2 separate regions of the Homo sapiens genome follow, and region 2 is linked to region 1. The links are chromatin contacts, found by Hi-C or POLR2A ChIA-PET in ENCODE. All regions are on one chromosome and are shown on one strand. Each heading gives the region's core, a stretch centred on a gene start or an enhancer-like site at or near the end of the contact. The rest is flanking DNA. Distances are from core to core; before and after follow the strand shown.

Region 1 (3,592 bases), core at 595-3,094:
AAGATTTTTGGTAGAGAGAAAAACCTTCTTCTTTTATTTTAAATTTTGTTTTTAGAGACAGGGTCTCACTGTGTGGCCCAGGCTGGAGGGCAGTGACATGATCATAGCTCACTGCAGCCTCAAACTCCTGGGCTCAAGTGATTCTCCTGCCTCAGTGTCCTGAGTAGCTGGGACTGCAGGTGTGTGTCACCACGGCCCTTTTTTTTTTTTTTTTTTTTTTTTGAGACGGAGTCTTACTCTGTCATCCAGGCTGGAGTGCAGTGACGTGATCTTAGCTCACTGCAACCTCCACTTCCCAGGTTCAAGTGATTCTCGTGCCTCAGCCTCTTGAGTAGCTGGAACTACAGGCACGTGCCACCATGCCCGGCTAATTTTTATATTTTTAGTAGAGGTGGGGTTTCGCCACGTTGGTTAGGCTGGTCTCGAACTCCTGACCTCAGGTGATCTGCCCGCCTTAGCTTCCCAAAGTGCTAGGATTACAGGTGTGAGCCACTGAACCTGGCCAAATACATATTTTTTAATTTTAAAATTTTTTGTAGAGATAGTGGATCTTGCTTTGCTGCCTGTGCCTGGTCTCAAACTGCCAGCCTCAAGCCAGGAGTCTCATTCTGCTTTGGCCTCCCAAAGTGTTTGTTGTTTTTGTAAAGGAAGTGACTTTGGTAGAAATAGAGAGGCAATAAAATATAGAGATTCAGAATTCTTAGCAATGAGTTGGAGTCCAGTAGAATTGGGTATGTATCTCTGATGGAGCCGCTTACTCCCTGTGTGACCTTGGGCAAGTCGTCCCCCAGCAGCAACTTTGGTCTCCTCATCTGTAAAATGGGGATAATAGCACCTAACTCATAGGGTTATGGTGAAGAATAATGAGGTGGTGCATGAGAAATAGCCACAGCAAGTATCAATGACTCTAAGTGAGACCATCAGTATTACTTGATTAGCTGTAGGAAACTGTGTCAAAGTGGGACGGAGTTCATTCTGGAACTTGTTAAATGACTAGGCCTCTTTCATGTACTTAGATAGTTTCTCTTCTTGGGTATATTTCTTCCTGGGTATTGGGTAACACCAGTGAGTGCTCAGTTCAGTGTCTGGGCCCAGAAACCCATGCCTGGTTAGCATTGTCTTTTCTTCTGAGAAAGATCTGAACTTGCCATGGACTCTCTAGAAAAACCCCAGTGTACAAATTTTCTATGAAAAGCTAGAATTGATGATTATAATGAGTAAGTTGGCTCTTCCTTTTCCCATGTAGATTAGAAAACATGTTTTTAAATCTTCTAATTGAAATTATTCTTAAAAAACCCCAAAGTCTGACATGACTCCAACTATTGTTGTTTTCATCAATATCAATCCTATCAAATCAAAGTTTATTTTAGTGTGTAATTAACACATGTAGACTAGAAAAGTTTGCACTTTTTTATATCACAAAAAAGGTTAATTTTATTTTCTATGGAAAGCTAGAATTGATGATAATGAGTAAGTCAGCTCTTCTTTTTCCCATGTAGATTAGAAAACAGGTTTTTAAATCTTGTAGTTGAAATTATTCTTAAAAAACCCCAAATCATGACATGAATCCAACCATTCTTGTTTTTATCAATATTCACCCTATCAAATATAAAGTTTATTTTAGTGGGTAATTAACATGTGTAGATTAGCATAGCATATGTGTATTTATATAACAAAAAATGAATCAAAAGTTAATTTTATTTTGGGCAGTGTTCCCTAGAAACTTATAATATGGCCCCATGCACTTCAGGTTGAATTTTCTTAGTAAAATCATAAAGAGGTCCATTTTTTCAAAAAATCACCAAGTCAGGCTGCAAGTTTAGAGGTTACTTCTATTGTTTCACTTCTCTTTCTTCCCAGAAGCAGACCCCAGAGACCTGTGAGCCAAACTCCACTCACCTTTTAGCTTATTCTAAATGTGTCCTGCGGGCTTCTCTGTGAATAAAAGGCAGAGGCTTTTTGACTTCGTGTTTGATGATTTGGCTTTTTTCTTTTTTTTACCACCTGACGGGGGATTTCAGGCTCAATGTCCCAATCGAAATAAGAATCTTTGAGTGGGTTAACATTGAGTCTTAAAAAGGAGGGCTGATTTGTTGGAGAGGCAACAACGAATTCATTTTTCACTGTAGAGCACTCAGGAGGAGTCTGAAGCTTTGTCACTGGGCAACAGAATGCCTTTCTAAGTAAATATGGAAAATATGACCTTTGAAAATCTAGCTGATATGATATATAGATTCTTAGGATATAATTTTTAAAAAATATATTATTTCCAAGCACTAATGATACTCCAGAGATACTGCCCACAACCAGATGCAGCATGTTTATAGTGTATCTAGGCCAAAAAAAAAAAAAAAAAAAAAAAAAAATAGAAGATACAGAAGAAGGCAATTGGTCAAAAGATTAACTGAAGGTTTGAAAATAATTTTATACACATTTGTACTGTTGGGGTCTCTCTTCTCTCTGTCTCTGCTTATCCTTCTGTCTCTGTCTCTTTGTTTCCATCACACATGCACACACACACACGTGTATACACACACATATATGTAAGTAGATCAATATGTTATAATTTTCACAATACGCATCTTCTTTTGCTACTTTTCAGATACAGGTCATTAAATTACTAAGTATAATTTAAAATATATGGTCTGGCCTTTTAACTCTGCAGTTCAATTAATTCTTGGGTAGATAGGGGGATCTGCTGAAAAGTTTGTCTCTGACGCCTTCAAAGGTAAGTCCCTTATGTTCTGGCATTTGCTCTAATAACATGAATTCTTTGACTTCATTCATCCAATCTCTTCATTGAAATTGTGTGAAATTCCATAGATAGAATGTTAGCCTTTTTACAGAGAATACAACATCCACAGTGTTTACATATGGCATTTGGAGGTGTGATGGCTGCTTGAAAATCCAGTAGGAAATTTGTCTATTCACCACATACATTCATTTATTCATCCATCCATCCCTCCATTTATCCACCCACCTCTCTATTCATCATCCGTTTTTCTGTTTATCTATTTGTCCATCCATGCATCCATCCCTTCACTCCATTCTCCTTCTAAAAGTTCTTTTTTTTGAGACGGAGTCTTGCTCTGTCGCCCAGGCTGGAGTGCAGTGGTGCAATCTTTGGCTAACTGCAAGCTCCACCTCCCAGGTTCACGCCATTCTCCTGCCTCAGCCTCCCGAGTAGCTGGGACTACAGGCGCCCACCACCTCGCCCGGCTAATTTTTTGTATTTTTAGTAGAGATGGGGTTTCACCATGTTAGCCAGGATGGTATCGATCTCCTGACATTGTGATCCTCCTGCCTCGGTCTCCCAAAGTGCTGAGATTATAGGCGTGAGCCACCGCGCCCAGTCTCTTTTTTTTGTTTAGACAAACTCTCACTCTTTCGCCCAGGCTGGAGTGCAGTAGTACGATCTTGGTTCACTGTAACCTCCGCCTCCCAGGTTCAAGTGATTCTCCTGCCTCAGCCTCCCAAGTAGCTGCGATTACAGGTGCCCACCACCTCGCCCAGCTAATTTTTGTATTTTTAGTAGAGACAGGGTTTCACCATGCTGGCCAGGCTGGTCTCTAACTCCTGACCTCAAGTGATC
Region 2 (3,890 bases), core at 8-2,507, 130 kb after region 1:
CATCAGCGAGGTGGATGTGCCTATCCTAAAGGCACCTACTGAGAAGATGCCCAAGTAACAGACACTCATGGGCACAGTAGACCTGTCAAACCTCATAGTTCCTGGCTGACTCTCTTTGGGTGACCTGAGTCACACGCCCACGCCTGAACACCCACTGAAACTCCTAGGTGCATTACGTCTTCTGCAATATCTAAAGGAATTAAGGGAAGGATGAAACTCTGTATCTCAACTTTCCTGAATTCACCAGTATGGACTGATGGAATTGAGTGCTAGTAACACCAAGCTCCTAAATAATAATAATAAAGGCTTACTTATAGGAACGTACGAAGCACAAGAGAAATAAGGGCCCCCACGGCCCACCCTTCAACTTCTCACATTTGGTTTGTTAGTCAGGACTCCTTTGGTCACAAGAGACAAAAAAAACAATTCAAGTTGGTTTAGGAAAAGAGGCATTTATTGGCTTGTACAGAGGAGTTGAGAGTTCTTTAGGTCTGGCTGGATTTAGGTGCTCCAGCATGGTCATGGGGCATCTCTTGGCTCAGCTTTTCTCTGTGTTGGCTTCATTCTCAAAAAAACTTTTCCTTGGTGATGGTAAAGATGGCAGATGCAGCACTTTGGGAGCCTGAGGCAAGAAGACCACTTGAGGCCAGGAGTTCGAAACCAGCCTGGTCAACCTAGTGAGACCCCATCTCTACAAAAGAAAAAAAAATTCAGGTGTAATGGTGTGCACCTGTAGTAGCTACTAGGGATGTTAAGTGGGAGTTGCATGAATCCAGGTGCTCAAGGTTGCAGTGAGCCATAATCGCACCATTGCACTCCACCTTGGGTGACAGAGTGAGATTCTGTCTCAAAAAAACCCACAAAAACCGCCCCCCCAAAAACGGATGGCAGATGCAAATTTATTCCCTACCAGTTTAACAACTCTGCTGGAAAATAAACCCTCTTTCCTAATAATTCCAGCAAAAGTCCTGAAGCTGATTCTCTTTGGGTGTCCTGAGTCACACGCCCATGCCTGAATCCCCACTGTGGCCCAGGTCCCATGTCCACCCTTAGAGCCAGAGGATGAGGGCAGCCTTAGCTGGCCCACACAATCAGTGAGCCAGTGAAGAGCGATTCCTCACAGGAGAAGCATGGAGGATGGGTGCTGTCAGGCAGAAACAAGACATGCCACCACACTTGGTTTTGGGGTTAGGCCTGCTTCTGGTCTGAGCAATCTGCTGCTGGATATGGCTGGTGAGTGAAGAGATATTGATGTGTCATCCCCTTAGACCATGGCATTGTGTCCTGCTCTCTGCATCTTTGGGGGCCTGATCAAAAGCGGGAAGTCATGGGGTCAAGGACAGTCTCCACGTGCCACCCAAACAGGAAGGATGTCCCCAGCAGGTGTTCTGCTCAGGGTCTGGCTCTCCCAGGGTTGTTACTGCAGAGGGAAGGGTAGGGGCAGCTTTCTTCTGGTGGATTTATTTACTTCTCAGGCCTGTTCTTTTCCTCATGTTGGCTCAACTGTTTTATCTTGCTTAGTTAAATAAATTTGGTAACATTATAAAGGAAAACAGTCTTTTCCGGCAGTTGCTGACCACTGCAAAATTACTGCTCTTTCTTTTGTTTTTCCTTTTTAGTGCTGGGCTGTGAATAAGCAAATGAAGTTTGCTATCTCTTCCTCCCCTCTTCCAGGAAGAAATAATCACCATCAGAACTTTAAGAGTTTCCCATAAGACTGGGCAAATTAGAGGAAGGACCTCTATACGGTGGAACAGATGCAATTGTGCAAACAGAATGGGGTTATTCTCTACATATGGAGATGGAACAGACCCTCCCAGATGTGTTAGTGTGGGGAAAAGCAGGTGGTGGAGGTGCGTTCAGAGTAGCAGTGTTCAGCTCTCCCAAGCACATTCAAATCACCCAGGAGCTTTTAAAACGTACTGATGCCTGCCCACCACCCTCTCCTCACAGCCCCATTAAATCAGAATCTCTGGGAGTGGGACTTGAGCACTTTTCATTTTAAAAGCTCCCTGGTGACTCCTGGGGAGCCAGGACTGAGAACTAGTGCTGTAGAATTGTATATGGGCAAAACAGCAGGGATCTAGATAAAAAAAGAAAACTGAAGTAGGGAATATCTCAGTCCGTACCTACAGATAGCCTCACACATGTGGTCGCGCATACAGAGAACGTCTCTAGAAGGATACACAGGAGACTGGAAAGAACGGTTCTCTCCAGTGATGAAGTACAGTGGTGATTCTCAACTGTATACTCGTTTGTAATGTTGGAATTTTGAAGCCACAAGCATAAATGCTCACTGTGTACTGAAAGCTGGCCAGACAGGGCTGTAAGATGACCCCTGAACTCTAGCTTGTCTGTGTTGGGGCCGGCTGCCCACAGATTCACACAAACCATCTCCCTGCCCGTGGTCTCTGCTTGCCCTCCTCTACTCAGCTGCAATGAGTGGTTTCCGAGTGTGGGAGAGACCAGAAGAGCTCATTCATTCATTCATTCGCTCACATTTTTAGTAAGAATTAGGTATAAGCCAGGCACGTGGTAGGCACGTGAATCTGATCTCACCTTCACAACCGTATGTGAAATTGGTGGTCTTATCTCCATTCTAAGATTGGGGATATTTTAACACAGAAATTCATACAACCAAGCTGTAAATATTTGAGGCCGAATGACCAGCTAAGAGAGCTTATAAACTGGCAGCACTTAGATGTGTTTGGATGGCCTGTACAGAACTTTTTAAAAAAATCCTATTTCACGACTCTGGACCAGTGAACCCAGGGCCACTGTTGGCTAGAGCTGAGTGTCCCTTGGAAGGGCATATGCCCCTCAGTTCAGCGCAGTCCCCCCATATCCCTTCCCTTCTGTGTCACACCAGCCTTGCATCACTCAGTCACAGGCCTAGCCTCTGCAGGCATTTGCGTTTGTCACCCCTGTGTTAAGGTAGGTAGGATGAGTGAACTGTCGTCTGTCCTGCAGGGATGCTGAGCTGAAGTGTCCTGTGGAATGTGCCATTTCTATTCCAATCTGGCCCTCTGTCTGCTGGCTGGAAAACCAAGCTCCTTTGCTTTAAGTTTCATTTGTGGACTGCATGGGATGGGCTGTGGGTATTGATTTGTTTGTGGAAAAGATGTGCACAATAGGGAATGTGTAAAATACATCATGGAAATGGATGGTTAATGCCGCCTGGCTGGAGTGTGGGGCAGTGGAGTGACAAGAGATGAGAGTCAAGTTAGATGGTGGGGTATACTGTGGGTAGATGCCGGGCTAAGCATTTTGAACTTTAACCTTTAGGCTACTGCTGTCCAATAAGACTTTCTATGGTGCTGGAAATTTCTTATATCTGTACTATCCAATGTTGTCTCCAGACGCATGTGGCATCAAGCACTTGAAAAGTAGCTGGCATGAATGAAGATTTTTATTGGCATTTTAGATTTTATTTAATTAATTTACTTTTACATAGCTCCATGTGGCTGGTAGCTACCACACTGGGCGCTGCAGATTTAGGCAATAGCAGTGGATGTGTTGGAGCAGGGAAATAATATCAAAGCTGAATCTTCAGAAGGTGATTTTTCCAGGAGTGTACAGGCCGCATGGGGTGAGCAGAAGTAGGTAGGGATAATATTGACACTTCTTAGCATCTATTAGGCACTTCTTGTGTCCACACACTGTGCTAAGATAACTCACTTATTCCTCATAACAACTCTATGAGGAAAGTACTATCATTGTCCCTATTTTATAGACTAGAAAATGAGACACAGCAAAGACAATGGGCATATTCAAGGTCACACAGCTAATCAACAGTGGCACACGGTGTAGAATCCAGGCAGCTCAGCTGTAGAGCTTGTACCATGAATCCTTCCATCCTGGAAGGAAATAAATGAACCTTCATTGAGAAT

The links. A loop is a pair of places that touch in the nucleus more often than their neighbours do. ChIA-PET counts read pairs that join two places held with the same protein, here RNA polymerase II (POLR2A). Pooled maps may share reads with other maps.
Region 2: a pooled map shows a loop between it and region 1 (1.8-fold over the local background). The contact joins two enhancer-like sites. A Hi-C loop is called at or near these places in 12 of 50 pooled maps. POLR2A ChIA-PET finds 5 or more read pairs at or near these places in 3 of 52 experiments (activated B cell, activated CD4-positive, alpha-beta T cell and activated T-cell).

Annotation. Positions count from the first base shown.
Region 1 is chr16:23,841,452-23,845,043 of GRCh38, forward strand. All of the region lies in intron 2 of PRKCB (protein kinase C beta), which reads left to right. Among named protein-coding and RNA genes, the nearest start is that of PRKCB, 7.3 kb to the left of the region's middle. RefSeq lists an enhancer at 717-766. Within about 2 kb of position 1,845, at least 3 of the 41 ENCODE cell types and tissues checked have a DNase peak (open chromatin) inside an H3K27ac peak, as active enhancers do.
Region 2 is chr16:23,975,449-23,979,338 of GRCh38, forward strand. The region is part of intron 2 of PRKCB (protein kinase C beta); the gene reads left to right. Among named protein-coding and RNA genes, the nearest start is that of PRKCB, 140 kb to the left of the region's middle. Within about 2 kb of position 1,258, at least 3 of the 41 ENCODE cell types and tissues checked have a DNase peak (open chromatin) inside an H3K27ac peak, as active enhancers do.